2 separate regions of the Mus musculus genome follow, and region 1 is linked to region 2. Evidence: chromatin contacts called from ENCODE Hi-C or POLR2A ChIA-PET data. All regions are on one chromosome and are shown on one strand. Each heading gives the region's core, a stretch centred on a gene start or an enhancer-like site at or near the end of the contact. The rest is flanking DNA. Distances are from core to core; before and after follow the strand shown.

The links. Hi-C counts contacts between places; a loop is a spot of excess contacts on that map. ChIA-PET counts read pairs that join two places held with the same protein, here RNA polymerase II (POLR2A).
Region 1: a map of gastrocnemius shows a loop between it and region 2 (17-fold over the local background). The contact joins the promoter of Bud31 here to the promoter of Zfp655 in region 2. A Hi-C loop is called at or near these places in 1 of 37 maps with a recorded cell type or tissue (gastrocnemius). POLR2A ChIA-PET finds 5 or more read pairs at or near these places in 1 of 5 experiments (embryonic stem cell).

Annotation. Positions count from the first base shown.
Region 1 is chr5:145,139,029-145,141,728 of GRCm38, reverse strand. Bud31 (BUD31 homolog) reads right to left here and starts at 1,353. Exons shown (of 6, transcript NM_001310771.1): 1 at 1,287-1,353; 2 at 293-424. Pdap1 (PDGFA associated protein 1) reads left to right here and starts at 1,704. Exons shown (of 6, transcript NM_001033313.4): 1 at 1,704-1,762. The coding sequence starts at 1,750.
Region 2 is chr5:145,230,438-145,233,137 of GRCm38, reverse strand. It overlaps Zfp655 (zinc finger protein 655), which reads right to left and starts at 1,396. Exons shown (of 4, transcript NM_028298.4): 1 at 1,307-1,396. It also overlaps Gm6287.

The DNA.
Region 1 (2,700 bases), core at 104-2,603, 91 kb after region 2:
AGGCCCAGAACAGCTACTCAGCTTCCCTAGAAGGGAACTGTGACACACACGCATTCTCCAAGCATGTGTGAGGTGGGGCCAGAAGGATTGAGAGTTCAAGGCCAGTTTTGGGTATATGGTGAGCTTGTGCCCAATCTAGACTACATAAGACCCTGTCAAGAAATAAAGAAAAGAAAGGAAGAAAGAGGAAGGAAGACAGACAGTAAGAGGGAGAGAGAGAGAAATAGAGAAGGCAAGAGAGAAAGACAGAGAAAGGAAAGAAGGAAGGAAGGAAAGAAGGAATGCACAATACCTTTGGGTATTGAGAGTAATATAAAAAAAATTCTTGGTCTTCACAGTTACAAAGCTGTGTTCTTGTCCAGATTTACCAACTATTCTGTGACTCTGGGGGAGATCACTTTTCTTCTGCAGTCTTCTGTCTCATCTGTAGAATAAAAGCAGTAGATTACACACGTTAAATAGCCGCCAAAAATCTCTCTTTTTAGAACAACAAAGCAGGCCAGTCAAAATCTAAATAGAAACGCTGTTTTCTTCTTCTTCCGATTGCATAAAGCTTTCTAGCTGGCAAAGAGTAACCTATCAGCATAACAGACTCATCTGCTCAAAACTGTCTTTAGTCCCATCCACTGTATGGTGACTGACACTTTACAATCCCCTATTCCCACACCCCTTCTTAACAATTTAATAAATTAAGAATAAAACTCTTAAGACGTGGACTCAGGGTCACATTGCTGACAACCAGTGAGTCTAACAGATTAGAGGCTCCTGACTTCCCCATCAGTGGTCTTTGCTCTGGTTTTTCCAGCGCTTACGTTAAAAGATAGATTGACTCTGAGCCCTTCCCAGGGCGCACAGCCTGATTAGAGAATCACTTTCTCCTGACCTAGGAGGACTCAACCCGAGAGGCTCTCGGGGCCGGGGAGAGGTAAAACGAAGAGGCGATCGGATCAGGAGGAAAGAGGTGTTGTGTTGGGCTGTTTACAGACGTAGAAGAGCGGGAAAAGGGGTGAACAAGAGCGAAGTTACGGAAGGGACAGTGGCAGAAAACTCAAGAGCAGCATCTGAGAAAAAAAGCGGTGTTTAGACAGAAAACGGTCCCGGAAGAGAAAACGACGTGGGAAAAAAACACACACGCAGAGAGAGAAAGAGCGAGCCCCAAGTTTACCATCCCCTGTGCAAGTCATCGGAGACTCCAGCCTCTGCCGCATAAGCAGCTCACACAGCTCTCCTGCCCGTAACCATTGCCAAAGATACGGTACTCGAGAACCGAGCAGAGAAACACTCACCGGAAACTCAAGCACCTAAGGCCGCTGCTTCTTTATTGACGGCTTCCGCTCCGGCGACAAACTCTTCAGAATAAGGCCCTCGCGGGGCCCCGCCCACCTCGCGCGGAGATTGCGTCATCTTAGGTGTCCCTGGCGCTGCCTTTGTAGAATTCCGTAAACCGTACGGCCCTTTTCCTCTCACTTCCTGTAGGGGTGGCCCACACGGCTACGTGTCTCCTCGGACAGGGACACCGGGGAACGCGGATTCCTGGCAGTACATATTCTGGTCAGGAATTCAGGCACCTCCCAAGACAGCCCGGCCTCGGTGTGAGGTCCCAGATCCTCGCAGCCGTGGCGGCGGTGGCGGCGTCAGTGGCGCGCGGAGAGGGAACCAAGCCGGGCGGAAGAAGTCGATTCCAAGGAGTTTCCGGTTCCGGTGTCAGTTCGAGGCGCCGCCGCCGCCGCTGCAGCCGCCGGAGCCGAGATGCCTAAAGGAGGTGAGGGGGTGGGCGCGCGTGGTTCGCGTGGCTTCTCTAGTGGCGGCCGTAGGCGGGCTGCCGCGGACCCCTCAGCCCGCGGGTCTGGGGCCTCTAAGAGATCCGCGCTGAAGGAGGCCATCCCCGTCGCCTCCCAGCCATGCGTGGGCCTCGACGCTCAATTGTCCTGCCTGGGAAGCCGAGGACCACAGTGGTTGAGGGCCTCTCCGTCGGGGATTTTTGAGGAGACTCACGGGTGCTGGGTCCTTGTCCTTGAGGAGAGCAGGACCCAGGAGTCTCGGCCAAGCCTCCGGAGCATCTGAAGTTTGTCCTCCCATTTGGCTGGCCGGAGACTGAGTCACCGCGTCCCGCGCTGGTGCGGTGCCTGGCTGCCTCGAGCATAAAATGTGGCTTTTGTGGAGCTTTTGAGGAGCCACGCCTGCCTCATAATAAGACCTTGACTTGATGATGTGGGACCTGGCTCTGATTCTCTCCTTGCACCGTAGCCACTAAGGATGTGCTTCTGAGCCAGTCGCCTAACTTCTTTGTGTCCCGGTTTTGTCGTTTCCAAAAAGGGGGTTGGGGTGGGGGACATTGATTATATTTTCCTCCTGTTATGAGAGAGGCATAAACTAGGTAGCCCACGTACTCAGCCCAGTGCCCCGCAGCCCCTAAATGTTCAGCTATTACTGTGTGTAGAGACCAAGAAAACAAGTGTTTCCCATCGTACATTGGTTTCACCCCTTAGAATCAGGGGTTTGAATACCAGATATATCACATCTTAAGTCTGTGGCCTCAAACAAAACTTTTCCAGTTCGTTTTCTTCATCTGAACTACAGGGGTATTAATAAGGCTTAGTTGGATGAGTAGGAGACAGGCGGACAGGAGTTACGGTGGCAGAATAAATCGCTCTAAGGGCCTGGCTAGCTCCCAGCACAGAACAGATGTTCAGTAAATGT
Region 2 (2,700 bases), core at 147-2,646:
CTTTAATTCCAGCACTGGTGAGGCAGAAGCAGGTAGACACGAGTTTGGAGCTAACCTGATCTACATTCCAAGACAGCCAGTGCCTCAGAAAGAAACCCTGTCTAGAAACCCAGCCCCACTAGATTTTAGTTGTCACAGTCCACAGACTTAAGTTTCTCTAAATGTAATTAAGTAAAGTGCATGGTAATTAGGGCCCAAGAAGGGTTTAAAACCTAAAAAGTTACCAAAATAAACAAAAAGAAAAACACAGAAGCAGGAGATGCCTGTAATTTAAGGGTAGAGTACTTCCTAGTATGCACAAGGCCCTACCTTCAATCCATAACAACCTCCCCCTTCACAAAAAAACAAACATGAGTACCATTCGGTTTCAAAACTTAAAACCCAAACAGGAAGGTGTAAGAATTCGATATTACTCAGACTCTACTGAACAATCCCAAATCTGTGGTTTAAAATATATGTGTGTGTGTGTGTGTGTGTGTGTGTGTATCGCTGGGCGTGTAATCCCAGCTCTCGGAAGATTTAGACAGGAGGTTCAGAAGTTCAAGGTTAGCCTCAAAGCTGTCTTTTAAAAACCCAAACCAAAACAACAACAACAACAACAACAACAAAATAGCTACCATTAAAAGAATTTTTTTCAACACAGTACAACTGCGTAAACCTTTCCATGGAGCGTCCTAAGTAATTTAGAGGCTCAAGCTGAGACCCAGTGAAACACGCCAGATAAGATTACTCATTGTTTTTCTCAAAAGCAGGCCCCTTAGGAATCATGTGGTAAGCGGTAAGGCCGTTCTGCATTACTCAATGGGCCCCGATGAATAATGATACAACTCACTTAGGAGACAGACCCTTAGGGCAGGCTGGTCGAGCCACCTGCGCGCAGCACGAGGGAGGGCTGCGAGGAGCCTGGTGTCCTTCAGATCCAAGGACGAGCCCGGGTTCCGTCCACCGTCCACCGTCCACCGCCCTCCGCCAGGCTCCCGGCCCGTCCGCAGGCCTCGCCCAGAGCCACCCTCCGCCTACCTCTCTCTTGGGCAAAGGTTCGGTCCCCAGAGGGCGAAGCGGGCCACAAGACCGAGCTGCCACCCGGGCCCGGCCACTGGGTTCGCACCACGGGGCCACCCCGGCTCCCCGGGCTCCGCGACGAACCCGGGAAGAGGGGAAAACAGGGCCGCGAGCCCGGCCTTCCGCGCGCCCCAGCTCCGGGAACAGCCGTCAGCCCGCACGCGGCGCCTCCTGCGCGTCCGCCCCGCGGGCCAAACAAGCGGTCGCTCCCACGGCGACGCGACAACGGTTCCCCGGGACTCACCCAGGTGGAGAGGCGGGCCTGGAGACTGTCCCGTCACGGAGGCGCTCCTCGCTCAGCTGCACCAGCCTGTCCGGGGCCACTCTCTCGACTGCCAGAAGGCTGACGCCTTACGTCACTTCCGGCGACGGAAGTCCACGGGAGGGCGGTCCCGGGTGAGGTTCCCGGATGAAGAGCAGGGGTGAGGGTGTCCCGGGTCGAGCTGTCAGCTGACGGACACGGGATGCGGTCTCGTGGGTGGGGTCCGCAGCATCGCTAGATAAGGCCTTAGTTGCTGTTGTGCTTCGCTTTCTCGAGGTCGCACAGCCCTCCCTGCTGATTAGGGCGCATCTTACACCAGGAGGGCGACAGAGGTTGGGAAAGAACTCCCGACTCCTCCCGGGCCGCAAGAGCGTGCAGGAGGATTCCTAAGCAGAAGATGAAATACCACCCTCGTGTCTAATACTGGTTTGGTCCGGCTTTATTTCTCCTAGGAAGTGCCTGACCCCAAATTGCCCACAGAAAGGGACATACTAGGTGTTGCCCTGCCTGGAAGGGACAAACGTTTTCCCCAAGAGGATTCGCCCAAGGTCACCAAGATTTTCCTGTCAGGCCCTACTTTGAGTCCCACCCTTTCCTTCATGTTTGATTCTTTGCCTACCATGAGGTGAGCAACTTCTTCCAACAGGAGTTCTTCGCTGTGTGCAGCTTCACTGTAGACACAAAGGGAGCAAGTTTAACTGAGAACTGTTTGAAACTGTGACACAAAAATCTCTCCTCAAGCTTGATTATCTCAACTATTTTTGCAATAGTAGATGCAAAGCCAAGACTCCCATAATTTTGTTCCCCTGGAAATTAGTGAAGCTCAGAATCTTGTAATTTACAATCTTATAATTATCTAGTATTAGGAACAACTGCTACATAAATCAAATATTTTAAAATACTGCCCAAGGGCTGAAGACGTGGCTCAGTGTTGAAGAGCACTGTTGCACTTCCAGAGTACAAAGGTTCGCTAAGTTCCCAGAACTCAAACTGTGGCTAACAACCCTGTCACTAGGTTCTAGAGGTGGATCTAATGCCCTCTGACCATGGGAGACGCTGACCACCCCAGGTGAACATATATGCATGCAGGCAAAGGATACACATATAAAAAATTATTTGGCTTGGAGAAATGGCTTACCAAGTAAAAGCCCTAACTGTTCTTGCAAAGGACCGGAGCTCAGTTCCTAGTTCCCACGGTGGCTCACAACCAGTGTAACTCCAAATCCAGAGGGTTGGATGGTCTCTCTTGGGCTCCTGTCACACATTTGGCACAGTGCACACATATGCACACACATACACACACAAAATAAAAATAAATCTTAAGGGAAAAAAAAACTGCCCACAACAGGTGTGGTAGCCTATGTGGTGGTCTATAC